2 separate regions of the Homo sapiens genome follow, and region 1 is linked to region 2. Evidence: read pairs that join two places in POLR2A ChIA-PET (ENCODE). Cell type or tissue: A673. All regions are shown on one strand. Links, peaks and the distances in the headings refer to the core of each region. The heading gives the core; the rest is flanking DNA. Region 1 overlaps XXYLT1 (xyloside xylosyltransferase 1). Region 2 overlaps XXYLT1 (xyloside xylosyltransferase 1).

Region 1 (15,011 bases), core at 3,610-11,609, 57 kb before region 2:
AAATTTCTGCATAAACTGACCCTTAATTTGCATATAATTAAAATGGTATAAATATGAGTGCAGAATTGCTGCTGAGCTGATACTCTAGGCATGCTGAGTGCTCTAGGTACTCCTCAAGGAGCAGTACCTCTGCTGCTGCTGTGTACTGGCCATTTCAATCAAAGTCGCTGCTTAACACACTGGTGCACTCTCGAATTGTCTCCTATGAGGAGCCAAGAACCCTCTTGGGCTAAGCCTCAATTTTGGGGCTTGCTTGTCCTGCATCATAACTGCTAGCTCCCATATCTGTCCACTGGGTGGTATCTCAGAATCAGAGACTCTCAAGGTTGAATGGCAACATTTCTTCCAATTTCCACACCACTGCTCCATTTCCCTCCACAGCCAACTTTGTGTAAACATTAAGCACTTACACAAAAATTTTGTGACAACATGACAGAGATGCAGAACCAGGAGGTGCAGCCTCATACAGTAACATCCGATGGCTATGGGTTTAAGCTCGGCGCTAGCTTTCACCAGGTGTGTGATCTTGAGTCACTAGATTTCTTTGAGCCTCATTTTCCTCACACAATGATAATACCAAAGAATAAGAATACGCATATCCATTGAGCACTTACTATGTGCCAGTCCCTACACTGAGTGATTTACATTGATTAACTTATTCAAATTTCCCAAGAGCTTTATGAGGTGGATACTATATTATTTCCATTTATAGAGTAACACATGTGACTTGCCCACTAAGCTACACAGACACCAGGGCAACCTCTAGGAATCCAGGGTTTAATTTGATTTTAAAATAAAAACCAAATTATTAAAATAAAAACAAAAGTTTAAAAAAGTACTAAGCAAAGCCATCAATGACCACACATTGCAAGTGAGACAGACATCATAACTTGTCCCAGACAAGTTACAAAACAAACAAAACAGCAACAACAACCATTACAGGGAAAATACCAGAAATCAGAGTTTGATATAATAGCAAAACATCCAATTTTCAACAAAAAAGGAATTATAAGAGATTTAAAAAATAGGAAAGTGTGACCCACACTCAGGAAATAAAGCAGTTAATCAAAACTATTTTTTAATGCATTCAGATGTTGGATTTAGCAGACAAATGCTAGAGTTAGTTCAATAACTGAAATGAAAAGCTCACTAAAGGGACTCAATGGAAGATTCAAGATGGCAAAAGAATCAATGAACTTGTACATAGATTAAATAGAAATTATCCAGTCTGAAGAATAGAAAAAAAGTCAAAGAAAAATGAACCAAGACACCTGTGGGACAACTTCAAACATACCAATATACATGCAATGGGAGACCTAGAAGGAGTGGAGAAAGACAAAATAGGTGAAAAAAATTTGTAGAAAAAAATGACAGAAAATTTCCCAAACTTGATGTAAAACATTAATCTGCACATCCAAGGAACTCAACAGACCCCAAGTAGGATAAATACAAAGAGTTCTATACCTAGACACAGTATAATCAAACCTGTGAAAGACAAAGAGAAAGAAAAAAGTCTTGAAAGCAGCAAGAGAAAAACAATTCATTATGTACAAAGGCATTTCAATATGATTAATGGCTGCCTTCTCATTAGAAACAATGGAGACCAGAAGGCAATGTGATGACATAAAGTATTGAAAGCAAAAAGCAAAAAGAAAACATCAACCAAGAATTCCGTATCTAGCAAAACAATTCTTCAAAAATGCAAAAAAAAAGAACATTTCTGTATAAACAAAGACAGAGAACAAACTGTTTGCAGATTTACCTTATAAGAAATACTAAATGAGGCTGGGCATGGTGGCTCATGCCTGTAATCCCAGCACTTTGAGAAGCCAACGTGGGTGGATCATTTGAGGTCAGGAGTTCAAGACTAGCCTGGTCAACATGGTAAAACCCCACCTCTACCAAAAATACAAAAGTTAACCAGGCTTGGTGGCGTGCACCTGTAGTCTCAGCTACACAGGAGGCTGAGGCAAAATAATCACTTGAACCCAGGAGGCACAGGTTGCAGTGAGCCGAGTTATGCTGCTGCACTCCAGCCTGGGTGGCGAAGTGAGACTCTGTCTCAAAAAAAAAAAAAAAAAAAAAAAAAACTAAATGAAATCCTTCAGGCTGAAAGGAAATGATGGCAGATGGTAACTTGTGTCCACAGGAAGAAACGAAGAGCACCAAAAATTTTAAATATATGTACTAATATAAAAGATTGAATATATTTTTCTCATTTCTTAACTTTTTAAAAAGATGTGTAAGTTTGGATAAAGCATAAATTACAACACTGGGTTGTTGGGTTTATAACGTATATAAACATAATAAATATGAAAATAATAGTATGGAAGGGGGAAAGAATGGCGCTTTACGGGAGCAAACTTTCTGTTTTATAGGAATTAAGTTATTAATCTGAAGTAAATGGTGATAAATTAAAATGCATATTGTGAGCCCTAGGGAATCACAAAAAATGACTTTAAAAATACAGTTAAAAAATCAAAAGAAGAATTAAAATGGTACACTAAAATATACTTATTTAACACAAAAGAAGGCAATCAAAAAATAACAGAGGTACAAAAAAGAAGGCATATAGAAAACTAATAACAAAATGTCAAATGTAAACCCAGCCAAATCAATTAATTATATTAAATATGAATGATCTCAACACTCTTAAAGAAAGGCAGGGATTATCAGATTGGATTTTTAAAAAGTATACTTAAACTACAGTTGACCCTTGAACAATACAACTTTGAACTGTGTGGATTCACTTAAACATGAATTTTTTTCAATAAAAGTTATACCAAGTGTGCCTACCTCTCCTGCCTCCCCTTCCACCTCCTCCACCTCTGCCACCCCTCAGAAAGAAGACCAATCCCTCCTTTTCTCTTTCTTCTCATTCTATTCCACATGAAGATGACAAAGATAAAGATCTTTATGATGATCTGCTTCTACTTAATGAATAGTAAATATATTTTCCCTTCCTTATGGTTTTCTTTAAAAAATTTTCTTTTCTCCAGTTTACTTTATTATAAGAATACAGTATATATGTAACATACAGAATATGTGTTAATTGACTGTTTATGTTATTGGTAAGGAACCAAGTCAAAAGTAGGTTATTAGTATTTAACTTTGGGGGAAGTCCAAAGTTATGGGGGGTTGGCACCCCAATCCCCATGTTGTTCAAGGGCCAACTGCATAAACTATCTACAAAGGACACACTTTAGATTCAAAGACACAGACAAGTTTAAAGTTTAAAAAAATGGACAAAGCTATACCATGCATACAATAACTATACAATAGCTTGAGTGGCTGTATTAACAAGAGACACAACAGACTTTACAACAAGATCATTAGAGAGAGACATTTTAAAATTATAAAAGGGCCAATACATCAAGAAGATTTAAGAATTACATATGCATACGCACCTAAAAATAGACCTCCCAAATCCATAAAGCAACAACAGAATTGAAAAGAGAAATAGAGAATTCAACAATTATAGTTGGAGATTTCAATACCCTACTCTTGATAATTGATGGAACAGAATATTAGCAAGGATGCAGAAGACTCAATACAATCAAGCAACTTGACCTAACTGACATATATGGAATACTCTACCTAATGATTGCAAAATACACATTCTGCACATTGAAGAACACACAGAACATCCATTCCCTGAGACAGACTACATACTAGGCCACAAAACAAGTCTCAATAAATTTAAAATGTTTGAGGTCGGGTACAGTGGCTCATGCCTGTAATCTAGCACTTTGGGAGGCTGAGGCAGGTGGATCACTTCAGATCAGGAGTTTGAGACCAACCTGGCCAACATGGTGAAACCCGGCCTCTATTAAACAAATACAAAAATTCGCCAGGTGTGGTGGCATGCACCAGTAGTCCCAGCTACTTGGGAGGCCGAGGTTGTAGAATTGCTTGAACCCAGGAAGCAGAGGTTGCAGTGAACCAAGATCACGCCACTGCACTCCAGCCTGGGTAACCAAGTGAGACTCTGTCTCAAGAAAAAAAAAAAAATTAAACAATTTATCAATTCTTCAAAAAAATCTTTCAGAAAAGGAACACTTCCCAACTCATTCTATGAGACAAAAGAGAGCACAAGAAAACTGTAATTCCTAAACTCTATCTATCAATACAAAAAGAATTACATAGAATAGCTAAGTGAAGATTTATCCCAGGAATGCATGGCTGGTATAACATCTGAAATTAATGTAATACCCACAGACAATTGTCATATGTAAATTGTGAGAGACTGAATCCTTTCCTCCTAAGGTTGGGAACAAGGCAAGGACGTCTGCTATTGCCATTTCTATTCTACACTGTCCTAGAAGTTCTAGCTAGTGGAATAAGGCAAAAAATAAAATGAATTAACTAAGCAATTGATTAATTAAAAGCATCAGATTGGAAAGGAAGAAGGAAACTGTCTTTATTTACAGATGACATAATCCTGTATGTTAAAAATCTCAAGGAATCCACACAGAAAAAGGAGTTTAACAAGGTTTCAGGATATAAAATCAATCACACTTCTATATACTAGCAACAAAACAATCAAAAAAAGAAATTCAAAAAAATCCATTCCTGGCCAGGCACGATGGCTCACACCTGTAATCCTAGCACTTTAGGAGGCCAAGGTGGGCAGATCACCTAAAGTCAGAAGTTCAAGATCAGCCTGGCCAACGTGGTGAAACCCTGTCTCTACTAAAAATACAAAAAAGTTAGCCAGGAGTGGTGGTGTGCGCCTGTAATCCCAGCTACTTGGGAGGCTGAGGCAAGAGAATCGCTTGAACCCGGGAGGTGGAGGATGCAGTGGGCGGAGGTCACACCACTGCACTCCAGCCTGTGCCACAGAGCGAGACTCCGTCTAAAAAAAAAAAAAAAGCCATTCCTAAAATAATAAAATACTTAGGAATAAACTTAATAAAAGGAGTACAAGACTCGCATACTAAAAACTGCAAAACACTGCTGAGAAAACTAAAGAAGATCTAAATAGGTGGAGAGACATTTCATGTTCATGCATTGGAAGCCTCAACACCGTCAAGATGGGAATTCCTCCCAGACTGATATGTAAATTACTATCAAAATCCCAGCAGACTTTTTGGTAGAAATTGATGAATTGATCCTAAAATGTATATGGAAATGCAAAAACTTAAAAAAGCCAAAACAATTTTGTATAATAACAAAGTTGGAAAATTCACACTACTTGATCTTAAAAATAACTACAAAGCCACAGAAATCCAGACGGTGTGATACTGGCACAGGAAAGGCTTATAGATCAATGCAATAAAATTGGGAATTCAGAAATAAATCCTCACATTTATAGTCAATATATTTTCAACAAAAATGTGAAGGTAATTATTATTACTTATCACTATTGTAATTCAACGGGTAAAGGACAGTCAATTAGATATACAAATGCAAAAAAATTAATAAAAGAAAAGAATTTGGACCTTTATCTCACATCATACATAAAAATTAACTCAAAATGGATCATAGATCTAAATGTAATAGCTAAAACTATAAAACTTCTAGAAAACAAATGTTGCAGGAGAAAATATTCCTGACCTTGGGTTAGGCAAAGAATTCTTAGATAATGACACAAAAAGCCCTATCCATACAATAAAAAAATTGATAAACTGAACTTCAACATTAAAAATTTTGTGCATAAAAAATAAATCAATATTAAAATGAAAATAAGCCACAGACTGGGAGAAAAATATTTGTAAATCGTATATCTTATAAAGAACTTGCATCCAGGTTATATAAGGAATGCTTGCAACTCAGTAATAAGAAGACGAACACCCCAATTAATATATATATTATATATATATAAACAACTCAATTATATATCTATTCAGATATTTCACCAAAGATATGCAAAGGGCTAACAAGAACATGAAAAGATGCTTCACCTGACTAGTCTTTAAGAAAATGCAAATTAAATGAGATACCTTTATACACTCCCAGAATGGCTGTAGTAAGAAGACTGACAATAGCAAATGTTAGAGAAGTTGTGGAAAAACTGGAGCCCTCATGCCTCCCAGAAGGGAATATAAATGAGTACAAGCACTTGAGAAAACAGGCAGTTTCCTACAAAGTTAAACATAAATTTCCCATATGACCCAGCAATTCTACTCCTAGGAATTTACCCAATAAGAATGAAAATATATGTTCACACAAAGATAATGCTCACGACAGCATTATTCATAATAGCTCCAAAGTGAAACCGGTCCAAACGTCCATCAACTAACAAACACACGAACAAAACGTGGGACAGCCACACAATGGAACACTGTGTAACAAATTGAAAGGAATAAATGACTGATACATGCTACAACATGGATGAACCTCAAGAACAACATTATGCTAAGTAAAGAACCCAGGTGGAAAAGATTACATATTATATGATTCAATTTACATGAAATTACCAGAAAGGGCAAATTTAGAGAACCAAAAAGCAGATCAGTGATTGCCCATGGCTAGGGTAGGAGCAGAGATTAACTTCAAACAAGCAGAGGAAACATTTGGAGGAATGGAAAGGTTCTAACACCGAATTGTGGTCGTGGTTACATAAACCTATAAATTTACTAAAACCACAGAATTGTGCATTTGCAATGGATGAATGTGATGGTATAAACTGTACCTCAACAAAGCTGGGTTTTTTTTTTAAAAGGACAATGTACATAAAAATTCTCTTTAAACCATAAAACAGCAGCTGTTACTACAATGGTTGTTGACGTTAAATGCTATGGAGGGCCACTGAGAACCCTCCAGTGATAAAGCTGGCTACCGTTCTCATAAATGTTCTCTTAAGTGAATTCATATAAAGCACTTAGAACAATGCCTGGGTCTCAGTAAGCCTTCTGTATTAGCAGTTATTATTATTACAGTCATACTCAATGTCATTGCTATTACCAGCAAGACATGCCTGGCTTGAAGTGCTCTGAGAAGGTGGCCTGGCTTCCCCAGGGGTGACCACCACGGATTCCTTCCTCAGAGTCGCTCAGGCGCCTAAGACTGTTCCAGTCAGAAGTCCCACTGAGAAGTGGCCGCAGTTCTTCCACTGGACAGAGCCTCTTTCAGCTTTAAAAAAATAAAAGGACTCTCTTTTCTGTGTGTTCCTTTGTTCCTGGAACCATCTAGATCCCTGGGGAGAGGCTACCCGTGGTTTGTTGTAAATGAAAGAGATTCATGAATGAAAAGCTTTTGTGCCCTGGTCCCTTCACTCTGGCAGTTCCCCTACTGCCCAGCCCGGGAACTCCATTCATACAGCTCTCAGGAACAGCTCGGAGGGCCCGGGCAGTGCCGTGCTGGGAATGCTCTTCCTGCACCCCAGCTGGAGCCCCTTCCAGCAGGCTCACCCCTCTGGCCTGCAGGAGTTCAGCACCGCCAGCCACACCTGCCATGGTCTAGACACAGTCCTGTTGCATTGAAGTATCCAATGAGCTCCAGTGAGCCTGAGCCTGGTCAGGACCTCCAAGTCACAGTCCCTCTTTCTCCTCACTGCCTCAGTCTCCCTGCCTGGCACTGCCATTCCCTCCAGGCTAGCCCGAGGCTGCAGCCTGCTTGCCCAGGTCACCTGCCACTGCCAGTCTCCAAGGCCCCTCAATGTTGGCTTCTTCAATCACCCAGGAAGCAGCCAAGCCCTGGAGGACAGCGCCGTCCAGCAGAACCCTGTGCCTGATGGAAACGCTCCGCACCCGCACTGTCCAATAGAGTAGCTGCTAGTCACATGTGGCTACTGAGCGCTTGGAATACAGCTAGTGTGACTGAGGAGCTGAATTTTTAATTTTCTTTACTTTTAATTAATTAAACAAAAATGGCCACATGTGGCTAGCATCTGTCCTATAGGACAACAGAGTTCTGCCAACTGAAAGTGGCCTTGCCATCCTGCAGGGTGCGGCAGGAAGCAGGGCAAGATGCTCCCTAGCCCTGTGGCACTCACCCTGCCCTATTCCCCACAGCCTACAGGGTCCTGCCTCCTCCCCATCCCCGCCAGCATCACTACTGGGCCAACAACCCCGACATGTACAAATAGTACCCCTGGGGCAATAGGTATGCCCCCTCAGAGCTGAGCACTGCTCCTGCAGTCAGCCTTTCAGCAACAGATCTCAGGGGAAGAAAACATAACACAGGCAGATAGGCGGAGAAAGAGACCAGAGATGAGTCAGGCAGGCGATGAAAACATAGGGAGGGAGAAAGGAGGCCTCTGCCTTCTCTGTTTAAATCTGAAAAAATAACCTGCCTGGAATTTTAACTTGCTTGGGATGCAAACTCAGGAGACCCAACCGTGTAAAAGCAAATGTAACAGGATAAGAAAAGAAGATAACTGAAAACGGCTTTGTACAAATTAAAATGCCAAAGTAATAAGGAATATTGGATGAGACAAGACTAAACTGGCTATCAATGTTGGCTGAACAAGTGACAAGTCATTAATTGTCACTTCCTTTAAAAAAAAAAAAGTAGCACATTTGAGGACAGGCAGAGCAGTTAGCAGGAGGAAAAATATTTTACACTGGGACTAGTATATCCTTTTTAAAACCCGGTGTTGTCAATTACCTCACAGCATAACCACCCTGGATAGGAAAAAATCAATATGCACCGAGGCAATTATCTTCTGCACCTCTTGGTACTGAATTGGCAATGAGTTTTCATGGCTCAATTAGCTTGTAACTTAAAACAATAGCAGCTAGTCTCCATTTTCCTCTGGGATATTTATTTACAACAAAAATGTGGCCAGGCACAGTGGCTCACGCCTGTAATCCCAGCACTTTGGGAGGCCAAGGCCAGTGGATCACCTGAGATCAGGAGTTTGAGACCAGCCTGGCCAACAAGGCGAAACCTCGTCTCTACTAAAAATACAAAAATTAGCCGGGCGTGGTGGTGCACGCCTGTAGTCCCAGCTACTCGGGAGGCTGAGGCACAAGAGTCACTTGAACCTGGGAGGCAGAGGCTGCAGTGAGCCAAGATCGCGCCACTGCACTCCAGCCTGGGCAACAGAGTGAGACTCAGTCTCAATTTAAAAAAAAAAAAAAAAAAAGCTATGTTATTTCAAAGTGTCTTCAAAGGACAGACTGAGAACCAAATATTAGTGGCATTATAGTGAAATGTTATTCTGATAAGTATCCTTGGGAAATAATATTAAGAAACACTATGTACCTAAAGATGTTCACAAGCATCATAGTATGGCATCATAAAATGGCAAAAAATTGAAACTATCTAAACAAATTAAAGTCCTATAAAAAAGACAACTATATATCCCGTCCGCTCAGGATCACAATTCTCTGCTCCAGCGAAGCTGCTTGTTCAAGTCACCAATGACCTTCACATTGCTAAATCTAGTCCTCATCCTACTGACCTGCCATCAGCGTTTGACACAACTGGTCAAATACTCTCTCCAGAAACACTGTCCACTTAGTCTCACACATTCCCCTCTAGGCCAGCAGCTTATGGAAAAGCGAACCAGAGGCTTCCTTCCCAAGGCTAGGGAAGAGCTCTACTGGCCTCACCCACCAGTTAACTTCTGCACGAGCTGGAGAGACAAGCTGAGTTCAGCTGCGCCTGGCTCACACGCTAATCGGGCTTCACCCTCGGCTCTCCCCTATCCATGAAATCGGACTAGCAGAAGTGTGACTTATTCACAACAGAAGATAATCCAATAACCACTCAACTGAGGCTTGGGGATAGAGCATATATGAGGTTTACTCAATTCTGTCTGGCTTGGGTTATAAAAATTAAGGTGCATTTCCTGACCATGGAGCAAGTACTGACACAAACATCTCAGAAGTATGCTTGGGAAGGAAGGGATGCAAACTCAGGGAGCAATATTGGCATGGGTGATTCATAAAAAGGATGAGTAACTTGAAGGAGGAAGTAGATTCAAAGAGAAGACTCATGCAAAGTCGAACTTCTCTTCCCACTCCCCCTGAGTTTCAAAAAAGAGTCAGTCAGGAACAAGTTGTCCGGGCACTTCATCCCGGAAGGCCAGGGGCCTGAAGAAAGTTCTAGGCCATGCTATATCCACAGTAAGAAAAGCCTCTTGGGTACAAATATTCAAGGGCCTGGGAGTCAGGGGAGCTGGGATGTAAAAACTTCCCAACCGAAGCCACCCTAACAAAAGCAATAACAGCAAACGCTTACATGGTACTTATCCCGTGTAAGGTATCATCTAACTCCATATATTAATTCAATTAATGTTCACAAACTGATAGTATTATTTTCCACTACTAAGTGGCAGGGCTGCATTCAAACCCAGGCAGTGTTTTTTCAGTGCTCGTAACTATTATGCAACACACAACAAAACCTTCAACTATGAACACCTCTATCACCAGAGAACCGTTCTACAGTGTTCACAAGGTCATGGCACCCGCAGTTCTTGACAGCCATTTCAATGAAAGTCACTCTTTCATCTCAGGAAGCAAAATATCCCTCCCCTCACCACTGAGAATATCAATTGCTTCGAGAAACGCAGACAAGAGTGGCAGAGTTCTCCGACGGGAAGGCAAAAACCAATTCTCAAGTTAATAAGTAAATATTGGGAGGCATTTTGCCAAGAACACTGGAAAGAACAAACCTCTATAATAATCAGCTGATGGAGACTTGCTGCTTAGAAACAAATTTTGATCAACTGCATTACCAGGGACTGAAAGGAATCTGCAGGCTGAATGAAGGGCTAGGATATGTGGGTATGATGGCTGGGCCCAGGGAGTCAACATAGGATAGGAATGAGCATGGCCCGCAGGAGAGGCCGTGTGGGCAGGGCTAGGAGTCCAGACCCAACAAGCTCAGTCTGTTTCCCTGGCCACCGGCTCGAGGTTCCCATCATTACCCTGGGAAAGAGGAACTATCCAAAGCTCCTCCAAATCTCCTTTGCGGTTGCGTATGCCTACATATAAAAAGAATCTTTTTGGGCCGGGCGCGGTGGCTCACACCTGTAATCCCAGCACTTTGGGAGAGTGAGGCAGGTGGATCACAAGGTCAGGAGATCGAGACCATCCTGGCTAACACGGTGAAACCCTGTCTCTACTAAAAATACAAAAAATTAGCCAGGCATGGTGGTGGGCGCCTGTAGTCCCAGCTACTCATGAGGCTGAGGCAGCAGAATGGCGTGAACCCGGGAGGCGGAGCTTGCAGTGAGCTGAGATCACACCACTGCACTCCAGCCTGGGTGACAAAGTGAGACTCGGTCTCAAAAGAAAAAAAAAGAATCTTGTTGCTACCTTCACAAAGGCCTAGAGCTAAGGAGTCTCATAGGGGTTATCATCTATCTGCTCCCATCAGGATTCCAGGTACTCCCAAAGATGGCTGTCCTGACAAAAATCAGGCTGCAGAGATTCCCCAGCCTCGCAGTGCACTTGTGTTGGGCCTTAGATAAGTCCTTTCCCTTCCCTGGGTCCCATGTGTCCACTGAAAATGAGAGCATTAGACTTATGAGCCATGATGGCGTTTCCCCAACTGGTGTTTGGGAAACAATGGTCTGTAAGTCATTTAGGATAATGTAGAAAGGAGCATTCCATGTCAAGTTAAGTTGGGACCTGCTGGTTAGTCAAAGCTAAACAGACTTCCTAACTGCCATTCTTCTCAAAATCTCCAGCATGATGGTGTACACTGTGACCCTCCAAGAAGGGGATTGGAAGCTCTGTGTATCCACATATTTTTCCATCGCTGCTTTTCACATTTCCCATAAAGATCTTTCCTGGAACCTGCCATTTAGGGGATGCTGCTCTGCAAGACCTTCCAAATCTCGCGCTCTAGAAAGCCGTGAAGCAGCGCGGTTCCAGATCTGGCGCTCTGGAAAGCCGTGAAGCAGCGTGGCGAAGCACCCAGGAGCTGTAGTCATTCTGCCTGGGCTTGAACTCCAGCTCTAACCAGCCAGCTGGGTGACCCTGGCCATGTTACTTGAGCTGCTTCTTTATCTGTAAAATGGGATAAATGACCATTCCCACTGCCAAGGGTGGATTACATGAGATAATTCATCCAAGCACACAGTGGGTTCACTGGTAATAATAGTGGTGGTGGAAACAATGGTACTGGAATTCCATTGCTTCTCTGGAATCAAGCCTGGAAAATGCTTCTCCCAGTACTTACTAAAAGACATGCAACAGGACATAGCACTTGCCTTTCATGACCAACTTGGCTCCTCCCAGGCAAGGGCTTTGGCGACCAGGGTTCACTGACCTACAATCGGTTGACTCACATGAACACCCTCACAGCCTGTGCAGGGCAGGAATCTAGGACTATACTGCAACATGCCCCAAACCTGGAAACATCTGTCTAAATTAGGCGGGAAGAAGTGCCAAACAGGTTTACTGTGGCCCCATCAGTTACTCGTTAGTTTAATGATGGCAGTCACTCAGTAGAAAGAGCTGTGGGCCACAAGAAGGAATGCTGGGCTCTGGCCTGTGGTCCAACAGGAGCTCACGGGTCCGCTGGCTCCATCCTCTACCGTGAACAACCCCTCAGGTCTCAGTCTCCCCACCAGTAAAGTTTAGAAGTGAAGAAAATCAGGTTCTCAACTAGAGATGTACATTGAAGTTACCCAGGGTGATTTTCTTGAAATAACCCTGTCCCAGCCCAACCCCAGACCTACGGAGTCAAAAATCTCTATTTTTACTGTATATAAATTTTAACTCAATTTAAAAAAAATCTCTGAGTGCTGGAATCCAGGCAAAGTATTTGATAAAGCTCTCTGGGTAATTCTGATCCATCATCTTGTTCAGAGCCACTGGCCTGGATAACCACAAGCACCTCTCCCAGAATCTTCTAAGAAGTCACTGGACTTCGAGTTCCTCTGTGAAGAGAGTGTCTAACCCACTGCCTTTTAAATCAGTAGCTAGACAAGGCCAGGATTTCCCTAGAGTGCATGTGAGGAAGGGCCCTTGCTCCCAGCAAAGAGGTGCTCTATCTATCCTGGGGTCCCCAGCACACACTTTTAACCCTTCTGCTTCTGGGACATTCCTTACAGCTGCCTGTGTCTCTGGGGGTCCATCTCAACCTCTGCCTTTAAGTCATCCCAATGTATTCTCAAACCTGTGCCAACAAAAGCAAGACTCAGACGCTCCTCTCAAATTCTATACTCACTTTATCCCAAGTCCTATCTTGAGGCTGTTCCTTGTTGATGATCCCATTTCCGTCCCTCTGGACTCAGAAACTGTACTGGAGCCTCAGGTTTCTCTGAAAAGGCTTGGGCTCACTCCAGTGGCTTTTCACGCTTTTGGCTCTGCCAGATAAAACACCCATGCTGGCTGGCCCCTCTAGACCCAACTCCCAGCTGGGCAGATGTACACATTTCAGGGACCATCTAAATTTCACAGGACCTGAGTGCCCAAGGGATAAAGGCATTACAACCTGAGGCCTAGAAGGTCCCAAAGCCATGGTATTATGATTAATTCCAAGTTTGGGACTTAGCTGCTCCTCTGCTCCTCCCCTCCATCCGCACAGGAAACCAAGAGCTAACCGACAACTAAGACTAGACAGGGCCGGGCGCGGTGGCTCACACCTGTAATCTCAGCACTTTGGGAGGCCAAGGTGGGCGGATCATGAGGTCAGAAGTTCAAGACCAGCCTGACCAACATGGAGAAACCCCGTCTCTACTAAAAATACAAAAATTAGCCAGGTGTGGTGGTGTGCACCTGTAATCCCAGCCACTCAGGAGGCTGAGGCAGGAGAATTGCTTGAACCTGGGAGGTGGAGGTTGCAGTGAGCCGAGATCGTGCCACTGCACTCCTGCCTGGGCAACAGAGTGAGACTCCGTCTCAAAAAAAAAGAGTAGACAAGGACTGACGGAGGCCAACTTCAGACTTGGTCTCTGGAGCACTGAACCCCACTTTGCTCCAGTGTTGTCAGAACAAAGAACTATAGAGACACTGTCCCCCAGTCACACAGAAACAAAAGATACCAACATTGAGAACTAATCCCAAAACAGACAATGGAATAGGGCAGAGATTGCAATATTATCTTAAAGAGACCAACTAGGTCCCTGGCCAAAAAAAAAAAAAAAAAAACTGACAGTAACCTGATAGAATAATTAACAAATCTAAAAACGTGTCAATCCAAAGATGAACAGAACCTCAAAACCACATGCTGTCCAATATTATCCAGTAGAGAGAAGACTTGGCCATAAGCTTTAGAACATTCTGGTTCCTCTACCCACCATCTTTCTTCAGCTTTCACTGCCACATATAAAGACTGCCATGTCTACCAGCAGCCCCAGAAGGTGAAAATCTGGGACCCCTAAGAATACTTGTTGATTTGGGGTCCACAAGCCCAAGCTAAGAGGATATCTTGAGACTATCCGATGCATAGTTTCCAGTCCTCTGTATCCAGAGATAGCCACTTAGGTCATCTTGGAAGAAGAATTATTTTAGATAAATTCAGAGAAGATAGTAGGCCATAACTATTCTTAAGGACAAGAGTAGTTCATTTCTCTGTTAGCACACTACAATTCACAATGTAGAAATCACAAGATAATTTTTTTTAATAATCTTGGAATGAAGCCTTTTCTAGGTGTGACACAAAATCTAAAAGTCACAAGATAGACCTGACAACACAAATTAAAAAAAGAAATTTTGTATAGATGGGCTCTCACTATGTTGTCCAGACTGGGCTTGAACTCCTGGCCTCAAGCAATCCTACTGCCTCGGCCTCCCAAAGTGCTGGCATTACAGGTGTGAGCCACCACACCTGCCCACAACACAAATTTTTTAAAAACCTTCATAGAAAAAAAGTTAAAAGACTGCAAAAAAAAAATGTTTTCAACGTATTTCAGGGACAAAAATGCTTATTTCCTTAACAAATACAGAGCTCCTTGAAATTACTAAACATCAACAACCCAATAGAAAAATGGGCTAAGGGCATAAAGAGTTCATAGAAAAGAAATTCAGTGATTCTTACCATATGAAAGGAGATCCAATTTCACTCAAAAGAAAGGAAAGAAAACTTAATATTCTATAATGATATATATTTCACCTATCAAATTGGCCTGTACCCACCCCTTCACCTCACTGAAAATCCCTGGGGGC
Region 2 (15,011 bases), core at 4,805-12,804:
GATTCTGAGTCAGGGTCGGCAGTCAGGCACAGGAATCTTCATTTAAAAACCACTCCCGGCCGGGCGCGGTGGCTCATGCCTGTAATCCCAGCACTTTGGGAGGCCAAGGTGGGTGGATCACCTGAGGTCGGCTGTTCGAGACCAGACTGACCAACATGGAGAAACCCCTGTCTCTACTAAAAATACAAAATTAGCCAGGCGTGGTGGAGGGCGCCTGTAATCCCAGCTACTCGGGAGGCTGAGGCAGGAAAATGGCGTGAACCCAGGGGGCAGAGCGTGCAGTGAGCCAAGATCACACCACTGCACTCCAGCCTGGGCGACAGAGCAAGACTCTGTCTCAAAAAAAAAAAAAAAAAAAAAAACATGTTTCATTTAAAAATTTTTAAACTTTAGATCATTATGACAAATACAACATGAGACTCTGTCTCAAAAAAAAAAAAAACAAAAAAAAACCCACTCCCGGCCGGGTGCGGTGGCTCACGCCTGTGATCCCAGCACTTTGGGAGGCCAAGGTGGGTGGATCACCTGAGGTCGGGAGTTCAAGACCAGCCTGACCAACATGGAGAAACCCCCGTCTCTACTAAAAATACAAAATTAGCCGGGGGTGGTGGCACGTGCCTGTAATCCCAGCTACTCAGGAGGCTGAGGCAGGAGAATTGCTTGAACCTGGGAGACGGAGGTTGCAGTGAGCCAAGATTGCACCATTGCTCTTCAGCCTTATGTGTAGCCCAAGAAAATTTTTTTTTTTTTTTTTTTGAGACGGAGTCTCGCTCTGTCACCCAGGCTGGAGTTCAGTGGTGTGATTTTGGCTCACTGCAATCTCTGCCTCCCGGGTTCAAGCGATTCTCCTGCCTCAGCCTCCTGAGTAGCTGGGATTACAGGCACGCACCACCACGCCCAGCTAGTTTTGTATTTTTAGTAGAGATGGGGTTTCACCATATTGGCCAGGTTGGTCTTGAACTCCTGCAAGTGATTCGGCCCACCTCGGCCTCCCAAAGTGCTGGGATTACAGGAATGAGCCACTGCACCTGGCCCAATTCATCTTCTTCCAGTGTGGCCCAGGGAAGCCAAAAGACTGGACACACCTGTTCTAGAGTGTCCCAAGGAGGCAAGGGGTCCAGAAGCCATTTAATTTGAGCGGCAGCTGAAGGAACTACGGGTGTTTGCCTCACGTGGGAGTGGGAAGAGGCAGAGAGGATGATATGTGTGTCTCCTCCAAATCTCATGTTGGAGTGTGATTCGCAACGCCGGACTGGGGCCTGGTGGGAGGTACGGAATCATGGGGGCGGGTCCTTCATGAATGGTTAGCACCATCTCCTTGGATGTGAGTTAGCTCTCGCTCAGGCGGTTCACGGCAGATCTGGTTGTAGAAAGAAGTGTGTGGCACCTCCACCCGCCTCCACTCTCTCCTGCCCCTGCTCTCACCCTGTGATGTGCCTGCTTCCCCATCACCTTCCGCCATGACCGGAAGCTTCCTAAGGCCTCCCGCAGAAGCAGGCGCTGGCACCACCCTTCTCTACAGCCTGCAGAACCATGAGCCAATTACACCTCTTTTTAAAATAAATTACACAATCTCGGATATCTCTTTATAGCAACGCAAAAATGGTCTAATACAGAAGACAACACAACCACACACACACCTGCTGATTTATTCTCTTCGCCTCCTTCTCCATCTAGCACACTGGTGTTTACACCAGGTTTTTTCTTGCCTGTAATGAAGGGAGGATAAATGGCTAAAATAAACCCCTTCTCTCTTTCAAAATCTCAATTTGCTTTTGACTCAGGCGCTCCTAACAGAGCAACAATCAAGCATCGGTCCCCAGGAAGACAAGGCTGTCACGACTGGAAGAAAGAAGACCTGCGCAAAGGATCCAGTGCCCTCTCTGTGCCAAGTGTGGCCAGACCTGTTCTTCTTCCCCTCACCCTGCTCGTGTCTTCCTCACCTCCAATGGCAAGAGGGTCTTTGGCAAGCAGATACAGAGACGAAGACCGTGTAAGCACAGCAATACACAGTGTGTCTGTCTTGTAGGTACGGCACCTTGTGGACCTTCAAACACACGGGCCTTCCAGATGAATTTCCAGGATGACCATGAGGAACTATGGCAAACCAGCAGGATGGAGCCATGTCCCTGGAGGGAGAGCAAGACTCAGGGGAAAAATGAGAGGAATGAGCAGTGAGCAGAGGCAGAGGGGGTGAGCCCCGGACACTCCTCCAGGCTGATGAGGAATAAACCACAAGGCAGCTCCAAAGGAGAGGCGGGGGTGAGCAGGGGTCTGTGCTATCCTCTGGACTCTCTGTGTGTTCATGACCAGCCAACAGTGATGTTACAATGTGGCCACATGGCCTTCCAGACACCGTGACACAGGCTGAGGGGTTCCACAAGCATAAATCCAGGATTTCTTTAACACGGTCTATCCAGCCCCCACAGCCACAGCCAGAGAGCCAGTCCCAGACTCCCGGCGCCACTCGCCACCTGCCGCTCCAGCCTCCTGGTCCCAATTTCTGTCTCTCCACAGAGAAACATTACAAATGCACGGAGTCACTCACCATCTGTTTTTGGCACTCACTAAAGAATACTCTGAGTGAACTTTTTTGAAATAATCCTTGCACAGTGGGTAGAAGCATTCCCTAATTCACCTTTTCTATAAATCATGTTTTGCTTTTTGACATTTAATACTAAATTTTCCGGACAGTAGAAGCCGTTTTTCTACAAAATAATGTGTTCCACCCCAAAAAGGAGGGGAAGAGGTATGGCAGCGAGGGAAAGACAAGAAGGAGGTGAGATGGGAGAAGAGGGCGAACGGCCGTTCCAGGATTTCACTGTGAAATCTGAGGGTGGTCGGTCACAGTCCACGTATTCACCAAGCCGAGCGGTGGGAGGGCCGTGAAGGCTTCTTAGCCAGATTCCTCGATTTGTCCTTTTTTCGTGTGGGAACCATCCCATGACCTATGACCTCCAAAGAACACTGCAGTTTTACCATGAGTAACACCCAAAGGAGGCACTGAGCCAGATTCTGTCCCGCAGGCAGGAAGGTGGCCTGGGCCGGGAGGCTCGTCCCCATCTTCCGCACCTCACCCTCGTGCACAGCTTCCTCTAGGGGCCGGCCTCTCTTGAAACTGGCATTGAGCCCCAGTTCCGAATGGCCCCCCACCTCCTTCCTGGCTCTCTGGGTTGGGGACACAGCTGGAGCCCAAGGGGGAGAGCCATGATCCCCAGACAGCCCTGCCAGGCTCGAACCCTCCGACCCCAGGGCAGGCTCAGCTGCTGTATTAGCCTGTTCTCACACTGCTGTAAAGAAGGACCCAAGACTTGGTGATTTATAAGGAAAAGAGGTTTGATGGACTCACAGTTCTGCCTGGCTGGGGAGGCCTCAGGAAACACACAATCACGGCGGAAGGGACACATCTCACCATAGTGCAGCAGGACAGAGAGAGAGAAGGGGGAAGCGCTACACACTTTCAAACAGCAGATCTCCTGAGAGCTCACTGACTCTCACGAGAAGAGCAGGGAGGAAGTCCCGCCCCTGTGGTCCAATCACCTCCCACCAGGCCCTTCCTCTGACACGTGGGGATTACAATTTGAGGTGAGATTTGGGTGGAGACACAGCCAAACCTTATCAGCCACTTTCCAAGGCTGCCTGCTCTCCTGGGTTTCACAAAGCCGCTCATCCAGTGCTCGCTGAGATTGGTACACACACATCCAGAGGGGTGCAAAAGGGCGTCCTGTGGGCACACGGACCAACCACTTAGATACTTACAGGCTTATACTGTTGTGCAAAGTACTAAGAAGAAAGCTTTAGAACTTTGACTTCAACAGATACTACCTCAGGAGGGGCTAAGGAGAAAAGAAGAAGAAAAAGGAGTTGACATGGTTTGGCTGTGTCTCTCCCCAAATCTCATCTTGAATTCCCACCTGCTGTGGGAGGGACTGGGCGGGAGGTAACTGAATCGTGCGGGCAGGTCTTTCCCGTGCAGTTCCTGTGAAAGTGAGTAAGTCTCATGAAATCTGATGGTTCCGTAAGGAGGAGTTTCCCTGCACAGCTCCCGCTTCCCTGAACAACAACACCACCACAAAAGACGGGAGTTTCTCTTATTTTTTTGCCTGCTGCCATCCATGTAAGACATGACTCACTCCTCCTTGCCTTCCACTATGATTGTGAGATTTCCCCAGCCACATGGAACTGTAAGTCCATTAAAATGCCCTTTTTCCTTGGCCAGGCGCAGTGGCTCACACCTGTAATCCCAGCACTTTGGGAGGCCAAGGCGGGTGGATAACCTGCAGTCAGGAGTTTGAGACCAGCCTGGCCAACAGGGTGAAACGCCGTCTCTACTAAGAAAATACAAAAATTAGCTGAGTGTGGTGGCAGGCACCTGTAATCCCAGCTACTCGGGAGGCTAAGGCAGGAGAATCGCTTGAACTCGGAGGGAGGAGATTGCAGTGAGCCAAGATTGCGCCACTGTACTCCAGCCTGGGGGACAGAGTGAGACTCTGTCTCAAAAAACAAACTCCTTTTTCCTGTATAAATTACCCAGTCTCGGGTATGTCTTTATCAGCAGCGTGAAAATGGACTAATACAGGAGCCAAATTAAAATATACGTTAAGTAGGTAATACTGCAGACAGCTCTAGGGCACTGGGAAAATGCAGGAAGGAAACATGCAGACGGAATTGTAGATGCCCTATTCACATCCATCGCCTCCTTTTGTGGGTGAGACACTGTTTAAAAGGCCAAGTGCGGCACCAGCAGCCAGGGGGAGTTCAACACGCTGATTTCCCCGCCTGACGTCAGAACCTACTCACCTAATTCACCTAATGTCTCATCTAAAGCCTCTAACTAAATCCCTTCCTGTAACTTCAAAAGGTTACACCCACCAGGCGATGTTCAGGATCTGGCACTTCTCTAAGCAGCACCATGCTGTATAAAACAGGCATAGGGCTCACATCAGGCATACGGCTCACATCAGCACACAATGGCCACGCGGCTCACACCAGGCGCATGGCACGTGACAGGCACATGGCACACTGGCACCTGCTCTTCATGGGATCACAAAGAAAGGAAACATGTCAGGCAGCAACGTAGATGGACATGAGCTCATCTCATCCTCACCATAACCATGCCCCGTGGAAAGGAGGCAGTCGTGGCCAGAGAGGGGAAGGTCCCTGCCCAGGGTGACTAGGTCGATGGCCAAAGCCCAGATTTCAGCCCACGTCTCGCCGATTCCAGAACACACTCAACCTTTCAGGCACAAGGGTTGCCCTCGCTTCACTTGTCCTATTTGACTCCTTCATTAAGGGGCACAGCTCCCACTGAGCCTGCTCACTACAAACCCAAGCGCTGTCAAAAGAGGTAAACGTGTGGTCTGTAGCCCTCTTGATGTCACATACTTCAAGTCCACGCATAAATAAACTCTAGTGGAGAAAACCTCAACATCCCAACCTAGTAGCGGCCCTTTCCTGATGGATCCAGAATCCCTCCACCACCCACCACCACCACAGCTTCCCCAGGCCAAGCACCATCCTCTCTCCCCAGAGCCAGGGTGATGGCCTCCTAAGGGTCTCCCCAGCATTCTACTCTCCACACGGAGGCCAGAGCCCTCCTCCTCTGACCCAGTCAAAGCTGGAATCCTCACTCTGATGCAGGCTGGGAGCTGCCCTCCTCCTGCTAGCTCTGGCACTGATGTCCACTGTGCTCACCCAGGCCACACTGCACTGAGCCTCCGACACAGCAGCCCCTCACACCTGCTGCCCAGATGCTCCTCCCCAGGGCTGCCCAGCCAGCTCCTTCTTTCCTTCAGGTCTTCACTCAATGTCACCTTTTAGTGACAGCTTCCCTGCCCATCCAATTAAAAACTGCAACTGGCCGGGCGTGTTGGCTTACACCTGTAATCCCAGAACTTTCGGAGGCCGAGGTGGATGGATCACGTGAGGTCAGGAGTTTGAGACTAGCCTGGCCAACGTGGTGAAACCCCGTCTCTACTAAAAAATACAAAAATTAGCTGGGCGTGGTGGCACATGCCTATAACTCTAGCTACTTGGGAGGCTGAGGCCAGAGAATCACTTGAACCCAGGAGGCAGAGGTTGCAGTCAGCAGAGATCGCGCCACTGCACTCCAGCCTGGGCGGCAAGAGTGCAACTCCATCTCAAAAAAAAAAAAAAAACACTGCAACCACCCCCATACTCCTGGTCCTCTTCTCCTGCTGACACACGGTATAATGTACTCACCTGCTAACATACTATATGATTTATTCATCTGCTTTTCATGGAACAAAGAAATGAAACCTAACCTTTTATGAACCCCTACTTCACTGTCTCCCAGGCAGCAAACGAGACATTTTAACAGCTCATCTAGTCCTCTTCCTGCCAGGATGTAAGCGCTACAAGGCAGGGACTTTTCACCTGTTCTGTCTCTTCTGTTCATTGATACACCCAAGTTCCCAGGACAGCACCTGGCACATAGTAGATGCCCAGGCTGAATGATGGCTTCAGATAGCAGCAATACTGGACGGGGTTACATGGATCTTAAAAATGCTCATCTCAAAGCAGCACTCGTTTGCCTCTGGCTTTTGTGAATGACCCACAAGGACCAACCTAGGCTTCCCTCTGTCGGCATAAATGTGCACTGGCCAGACGGCCCTGGGATCTGAGGACTCCCTCAAGCTACATGAAAGCACAGACCATCTCACTGAGCACAGCTGCAGGAAGGAGACAGCCAAGTCATCCTCGCACGAGGCCCCTGCTGCCCCGCGGGCAGGTCCCCCACCTCCACCCCACCTGCTGGCTCCCCAAGGCTCAAGCCTAGCAGACCATGGTTAGGAAAAGCAGAGACCACTTGCTAACTGCAAAAATCAAGTGGATGACCAATATGGGTAGAGCCAAGCGGTCACCCAAATCACTCATGTGACCCCATGTGTTTCTGACAGGGAAGGCGGGGCCCAGCCAGGTGGAAAGGGGCTATCCACAGGTTAGGCAGCAGGTCCCTATAGGAGCCAGCCCAGAAGCCAGGCCCCCGGCCCTTCTCATACAGCCCTGCACCTGCCCATGAAGGGAGTGAGGCCAGGACAGACGCCTGTGAAGCTGCGCTGAGCACCGGGTCCAGACTTCAGTGAGGGGCTGCTCCGCCTGCAGCTGGAGGCACCCTCCTCTCTACCCTCCACAGAGACTCTGAACGCTCTCGGAAGGTTGGCCCCAGTGTCTGCACAGCCAGGAAGTCTGAGGTGGCACAAAGGAGCCACGCAGGTCTGCTCTCAAAGTTTCCCTCCTATCCTATTTCCAAAGTTGCCCCCAAGCCTCTACTACCTCCTGCCTCAAAGGCAGCAAGACCCACACCAATAAAAGGGAGTCTCCGCCAAGTGCTCAAGAGAACATGGAATGGGAAGGGGAACAGCCACCTGGAGGGGAGCTCACCAGGGTCCTGCAAAGCAGAAGATGCACACACCCCAGGACCCAGCAGCCCCTTCCAGGCGTGACCCTGGAGAGCCTCAAGCACATTGTTCGCCTGGGTGTTCACAGTAGTGGGAGTGACAAAACAGGGGAACCACCCGGCCATCTCTCAGAAGGCAAATGAGTAAACGGAGGTCCACCCACAATAAAATACTACACAGCAATTAAAATGACAGGGCAAGACTTCCATGTATCAGCAAAGATAAATCTCAAAATCATAAGGCTATGAAATCTCATACTCACAATGAAATGTCAAATGGATATATGAGACTGTTTACATAACTGCTGAAAACATACAAAGCAGTAATACATATATATTTTATGCATACATATGTGGTAAAAATTAAAAACATACAAATTGCACAAAACACCAACTTCTTATTTGTGACAGTAAATACCTCTGGAGGGAGTAGGATGGAGAAGAAATAGAGTGAGCTTTAGCTACGTCTATAATATTTTATTTCCTTAAAAAAAGAATCTTAAGCAAATAGAGAAAAATGTTAGCACCTATTTAACTTACACAGTAGAAACAAAGATATCTGTTACTTTTTTTGTTTTCATTTTTCTGTTTTGGCTTATTTTAGAATTAAAATTTTTTAACATCTAAAAAATATATCGTGAGAGGCAAAAAGCGGGGCTGTGTAATATAAATTAGCAGGAAAAATTCTTTATAATGAAGAGGCAAGAGAGTGGGCACTGAGGAGCAGCCCTGATAGACCTGATCTTCACATGTGTTAATTTGTGGGAACAGGACCACATAGGACTGGGAAGTGTTTCTTGTGGAGAATCAAGGAAGGTTCCTGGGAACAATTCAAAAGAAGAAAAAAAACCACACACACACACACACACACACACACACACACACAGAGAGAGAGAGAGAGAGAGAGAGAGAGATTCACTGTGGTGTTATTTATTGTGTGAAAAAAACAGAAACTCACAGCTCAGGTTACAAAAGAAATATGACTATAACGTATGCTACAGTGATATGAACAATAAGCTGGAGACAGGGCAGGGGCGGCGAGGCGGGGAGGCGTTTATGGCATACGCCACCGCAGGTGGGTCCCCTATTCAGTAACGTGAGTAGAGAACAAAATTCCCCTGCTCTATCCAAATTAGGCCTGCAAGAAACAAGGGCTCAAGGGAACGTGGGAAAATGAAGACGGTTTGTTGAATGAGATTTACAGCTTTCCACTACCTGGAGAAGCAAGTCACAAAGGGCTCTCCGTGGAGCCCAGGCACTGCACCCCAGCTGCCCGCTTTTCTCCAAGCACTTTCTCCTGCCCTTTTCTTGGACCCTCCCTCTCCCCGGGGCCCAGGGAAGGCTGCCCTAAGCACTGACTCCTCTCCTGGGGCAGTGAGATTTCCCTCTCATATTTCCAGGCTGGAACAAATCCCCCAAAGACTCCCGTAAATCAGGTCCAGATGCTGCACATGTCACAGAAAAAGGCTGAGAAGTCAACAGCTCCAGAAATCAGGAGGCGAAGCGGCAAGATCCCGTTTCATTTCCCAAGGCCCCTGCTTAAGACACAGCCTTAAGCAAAAGACACGTTTTCATTTTGCATTTGCCTTAAAATGTCTCCCAACTCTCTGAGAGCCACATCAGTTCTAAAATCTTCAACTGCTCACATTTCTTTTTTTTTCTTTTTTTTTTTTTTTTTTGAGAAGGAGTTTTGTCTCCCAGGCTGGAGTGCAGTGTTGTGATTTTGGTTCACTGCAACCTCCGCCTCCTGGGTTCAGGCAATTCTCCTGCCTCAGCCTCTCGAGCAGCTGGGACTACAGGTGCCCACCACCACGCCTGGCCAATTTTTGTATTTTTAGTAGAGACGGGGTTTCACTATGTTGGCCAGGCTGGTCTCGAACTCCTGACCTCAGGTGATCCGCCCGCCTCGGCCTCCCAAAGTTCTAGGATTACAGGCGTGAGCCACCGCGCCCGGCCTGTTCACATTTCTGATCAAAGCGAAAGCCACTCAGTCACTCAGTGAGCCCAAAGAAGAGACCAGTAAGCAGGGCCAGCCTACCTGGCAGTTTACATCCTCTGCAAACGCTGCTCAGCAAATTCAACTATGTAGCCAATCACTCTTCCCTCAAGTGAGTTTTAAAGGGTAACACCAGAGGGAAACGGTGCTCTCGGACAAGTCACGGGGGTGCCCACTGCCCAGCTGTGCACCAGGGGGCACCCCCACTGGGGTGGGGAGATTTCCCTCTCACATTTCCAGGCTGGAACAAGTCCCCCAAAGACCCCCATAAATCAGGCCCCAGGGGGCCCTCAGCGCTTGGAGACTCTGGCCACAGACGTCAGCAGTGACTGCCCAGGCCTGGCAGGTTCTCCAGGGCCTCAGCCCCAGGGCCTGGGACCAAAGCCCCACCCTGCACTGACCACAGGTTAAATTTGCCCTGAAACTGGGGTCAGCAGCAGAAACAACACGCCCCTCACCCTCCCAACCACAGGACGCAGGCTCGAAGCCTGACGAGGTGATTTTCAAAGTACCATCTGCTCCTGGGAAGCCATTCCCTGAGCCGGAAGCTTGTTCCTTTTCCCCTGTGAGGAAACTGGGGGCCACATGGCATCACACAGAGCCCTCTGCAGGCTCAGTCACCCTCTCACTCTTGCTCAGCACGTCCACGGGGCATAATTAAGTCTGTAGGCTGCGGGATCTCTGTGCCAAAACTGCTCTTTTGTTTCCCAAGGTGAAGCATCTGGAACCTGGGCATCCAGGCAACAGGCTCGCAAGGCCCAGATTCAGGGGCAGCCACCTGCGCCAGGCTGGGACCTGACACAGGGTGAGCAGGTGAGCCACTGAGCAGGACCATGAGGTGGCATGCTAAAGCTGGGCACAGCCACCAAGGGTGGGACACAGACCTGCAGGGCCTTCACGGGGCCAGGGCAGTGCCTAAGGGTCCACCTAGCACGCGTCAAGCACAAACAGCTGCGCTGTGCACATTCAGTCACTTAACGTCGCCCTCACACCAATGTTTTGGGGCAGGTGATAGGACTGGGCCCCTGCTACAGAGAGGAGGTGGTTCAGAGAATGTAAACAACTACCCCCCACCTCCCAGAAAGATGAGGTAGAGCCAGGATCTAAAGCGGCCCATCTGTAGCCAACACCATACTCATTCAAGAGACACACGCCCATTCCCACACCCGCTGCACAGGAAAGAGAAAGAAGTCAGACTCGGACCCTGTCCCCAACTGCCCCAGGCTGGGAAATTCACCAGCACTGCGGACAGAGCAGGGGATAACAGCAGCATCAGAAAGACCCATAAGGCCATAGGTTTGCAGAGGGAATGCAGTCCCTCAGCAAGGAGCTTCAGTCGGACTAAACCAGCAGAAAAGGCGGTTTCCGAGTACCATGCTCGCACAACAGGGAGCCGCCGACCAGGCCTGGAGATCCCTGTGACAGTCACGGCAGGACTGGGGCTGCAGGAGTGCAGAGCCAGGTGGGAGACAGCAGCGGGGTTCCCTACCCCACACGGCTCGCACCCACGAGCTCAGCCCCCAGCAGGACCCAGTCGGGCTGGGGACTCAGCTCCATCCAAGTGGGCTGAGCAGGGCCAGGCAATGGGTTGGAGGGAGCCATGACTCTGGGCCTGCAGCTGAGGAGGCTGCAAAGCTTCCTTCTGGAGCAGCCGATCAGTGGACGTGGAGCAAAGCCTTTCATTGTCCACAAAACACAGACGACTGCAGGGAGTCACAAGTGGGTGAGATCCAAAAGCTGTGTCAGGCTAGAAACCAAAACAGAAGACAAACCGGCGCACAGAGCAAGCACAGCGTAGAACTGGCTTCCGAACACAAGGGAAGGCAGGCAGGGAGACCATGAGTGCAGGGAACCAGAGAGGGCACAGGAGAGCTGCTCCCAGTCTCCCTTGTCCACTGAGCAGCTGTGTGGCCCTGAGCAAGTTGCTTGGCCTCTCTGGGCCCCCGTTTTCTCATGGATAACATGAATAGACTCAACTCCAGGACCAGAGTCTGGACTCCCTCCAACCCAGACCTCTTCTGCAGCTAAATGAGGGAGGTGGGGCTCCAACATCTCAGCCTGTAAATCCCACCTCCTAGAAAGAGGCTCCCTGCTGTTCTATGGGCAGCTCCTGGAGGAGGGAGGGAAGGTCCACCCCGGGCAGCCCTGGGATTCCCCTGTTCTGTGCCACCCAGCTGACCAGGGGAAGAGGCCACCCAGCCAGCAGCAGGCACAGGGGCACCGTGGGAACCCTTCTGGTGGGGCCCCAGCTCTCACAGAGCATTCCTGGCTTTGGAGGGACAAGAACAAACCGCCAAAATCAACAGGCATCGGGCAGAGTGCTGAAGAATCAGCAAGCCGGACTCCAATCATGGCTCCGAGCAAGCTCATCTGTGCAGCCTCTTCCTAGGGGAGACTAGCTACCCCTCACAGGCCTGGCTGCTCCAAGGTTAAATGAGGGAGGAAAAGCAGGATCCAGCATGGTGCCTGCCACCCAGGGTCTCCTGCGATGGTGGCAACTGTGGCTCATTGACGGTGACGATAAACCTGAGACAGCTCTGGTCATTCCAAGTCCCTCGCCCTCATGCTCCGCGCAGGCCTGAGGTGCGGCCCTGCACAGGGCAGGGCCCGAGAAACGAACCAGTACCTCCCAGAGGACGGAAGGGAAGTCAGCACGGAAGCCTCACCTAGGGTCATTCCAGGGATTATCCCAGAAAGAGGGGAAGAGCAGCCTCCTCACACCCCGCAACTTCTCACCCGCACATTCAGGATGGGGTCTGGAAAGGGCATGAGCTCTGTAAGCCCCCAGCACTGTTTATACACGCCTGGAAGAGAACAGACTGTTACTCAGAGCCGGAGCGTCCCCACTCCTCTTATGATGAGAAACTGAGGCAAAGACATCAGAAGGCCTTGCTAACAGAAGCCAGGGTCAGAGGAAGACCCAGAACTCAGGATCAATAACATCTGGGCAGGACTCTGTCCACCACACTCCAGCTGAAGTGAGCGCCCAGGGGCAGGTGCAGGCTGAAGAGCTTGCCCAGGGCACTGCCTGCCAGCCGGGGCTCTAGGCAGACCAAGCAACCTTCCCAGGGCTCTCAGGTAAGGGAGACAAGTGAAGCCCCTTGTACCTCCCAAGGGCCAGCATCAGCATTTCTTCATGGTAATGCAAGGGGGACAGTTCCAAAACCCAAAACACCGCTGACACTTCATGGCTAGTGTCAGGCTGGATGACTTTCTGCAGGAGAACCCGTGACAAGAGGGACCGGGAAGCTTTCTTTACAAGCTTGAGGCCTCTGTAAGCGGCCAAGGACGCCATGTCCCGCAAGTCTGAGCAGCATGTGCACAGGACATCTGACGGGCATCGGTGCCCAGCCATCCCACCCCGGCCTTCCATGGCTGCACTCACACCCCACTGCCCACCGTGTTGGCATCCAGCTCCTCCAGTGTGCGAGCCTATGCAGTCTTACCCATGCCAGGCCCTGCGCCACTACATCCTGGAGACACAGAATGAAATAAGACACAGTGCTCATCCCCCAGCAGCTGGCAGAAGGGCCAGTGTCAGCTCGGCAGGAGCCAGGGGAAAGGGGCTCACCAGGGTGGAGGTGAGAGGTAGGTCCCCACATAACTGGCACCGTCCGAGCTTCATCATGAAAGGCGAGTTAATCAGATGAAGATGGGAGGAATGGGTGATCCGGGGAAGAAGCCCCTGAGCAAAGTCCCAGAGATGGGAAGTGGCCGGGGTACACCACAACCCCAGGCAGTCCAGCCAGGTGGATCACCATGGCAGCCAGGTACATCCTGGCTGGGCCGGCACGGGCCCCGTAGCTCTCCCTGTGGCTCCCGCTCCAGAGTCCTGGCTACTGCTGACTCTCTGCCAACCCAGAGAGCCACACACTCACCCAGCCAGGCCGCCCTACCCCAGCTGCCCCCCTCTGCCCCATCTTCTGGTCATGACTCTCCTGCCAGGGACAGAAGACAGAGCCAGTCTGTGGCTCCAGCTGCCTGAGTTCCCTCATCTCTAAGGTGGGCAGGTCACATGCTACCCACGTATCATGGGTGTATATCCTCCAAGCTCCCTGCCCCCCAGCCAGCCTCTCCATCCTCACAAAGCAGCCCCGGCACACCCACAATCCTCGACCCTGTGTCTTCCTACCCCCTAGACAGCAGGTGGCCAAGGGTGCCCTAAGCAAAGCCTGCACTATGCCTGATCTTGTGCAGGTTTTTCAGACTGACAAATCCACCTGCTGAGCCTATGAAGCCCCTGCAGAATCCCACGCTGACCAGGACTCAGGGAGCCTGGCCACCTGAGCGGTCACACAGAGGTCACATCCTGGGCTGCTGTGATGCTCTGGCAAAAGCAGGGCCACCTCACAGCCTTCAGTGAGGCAACAGCCACAGAGGGTGAGGCTAGAGACCCCACTCAGGGGGATAGTGTGGCAGCCAGGCATAGGAGCAGGCTCTGGGAGTATGTGGGGCTATGTGGATCCATGAGCGTCTCCCCAGAGGCCCGGCCTTTTTAAGTCATTTACAGCTTACACTTGGCTGATGCCCAAAAATGACTATAAACAGTTACTGTGTGCAATCAGACCAAGAAAACAAATCAAAAACCAGTAAGAGGGAAACAAAACATCAAAATTTGACCAGAAATTGTATAATTGTGCACCATTTACTATAAACAAATTTGAATTGGAACCTTCGAGAAACTAAGGAACGTTCATAGAGGCGACTCTGTCATCTACACAAGACTACAAAGGCTTCATCATCCTGACAAGCAGCAGCTCCCACTCCAGAGCACAGGCCGGCTAGCACTGCAGAGCCTCTGTCCAGGGCCAGGTAGGGCTAGGGCCCCTGGGGAAGGGACGTGATGAAGATGAGCCTCTTCCTTCCAGCAGGAAAGAGAAAGTGTGGATGCCCCTGAACATCAAATAAGGCTAAGGCATCCTGTGCTTTCAGAGAGAGGCAAACAATATATTGCCAAGAGGTAGGGGAGGGAGGAGTGTCAGAGAAGGAAAAAACACCGTAGTTTGGAGAATTGAAGACTTGCAAGAACACGGGGACACCGGAAATAAACCTGGCCAGAAAGCTGTTTTGCAAGCTAGCTGCACTGCCCTCCAACTGAATCAACGGTATCAGCATGGTGAATAAACAGGTATGCGCTTTCTAGAGTGACAACAGCAGGGTGTCAGTTCCCAACACACCTATTCCGGTACCATTATTAGCAGCCACCGTTGACCAAGCACCTGCCATGTGCCAGGCTGTGAGCTGTCTCATTTCATCTGTTATCCCGGCAGCACAGCTGTGCTATCCCCAGGCCTGCCTGAGCAGGGCCGCAGGGGCCAGCCTCTGGGAGACTAGTCCCACCAGCAGAGGATGGCTTAATCGGGGCTGCTTAACAGTCATCGCCCTAATAAATAAAACCAATGGCCTTAATTTAAAACACATTAACTTAACAGCAGGCTTTCTGTCAGCTGATGAGGCCTAGCTCCACTGCTCAGAACAGGCAAGTAGTTAGAGTGGCCTCTCAGAGTCAGAGCCGTGAAGTCAAGGTCCCTGTGGCTTGCGGGTAAGGCCCTGGTCATCTTGACTTGTCTTCCACAACCCACACGACGGTGTGAG

The links. ChIA-PET counts read pairs that join two places held together with the same protein. Peaks named below come from ENCODE experiments on the same cell type or tissue, not always from the same donor. Only the 100,000 strongest peaks of a DNase experiment are listed, where the experiment ranks them.
Region 1: POLR2A ChIA-PET joins it to region 2 with 13 read pairs; 6 of 35 experiments call an interaction of 5 or more read pairs at or near these places.

Annotation. Positions count from the first base shown.
Region 1 is chr3:195,188,430-195,203,440 of GRCh38, forward strand. All of the region lies in intron 2 of XXYLT1 (xyloside xylosyltransferase 1), which reads right to left. Among named protein-coding and RNA genes, the nearest start is that of XXYLT1-AS2, 48 kb to the left of the region's middle. In A673, for the core only: no CTCF peak of the experiment used is centred there; DNase peaks (open chromatin) are centred at 7,172, 8,145 and 9,662; H3K4me3 peaks cover 746 bases; H3K27ac peaks cover 4,530 bases.
Region 2 is chr3:195,244,423-195,259,433 of GRCh38, forward strand. The region is part of intron 1 of XXYLT1 (xyloside xylosyltransferase 1); the gene reads right to left. Among named protein-coding and RNA genes, the nearest start is that of XXYLT1, 19 kb to the right of the region's middle. RefSeq lists silencers at 7,424-7,473, 11,677-11,851 and enhancers at 8,293-8,342, 9,132-9,919. In A673, for the core only: no CTCF peak of the experiment used is centred there; DNase peaks (open chromatin) are centred at 8,849 and 11,459; H3K4me3 peaks cover 838 bases; H3K27ac peaks cover 4,634 bases.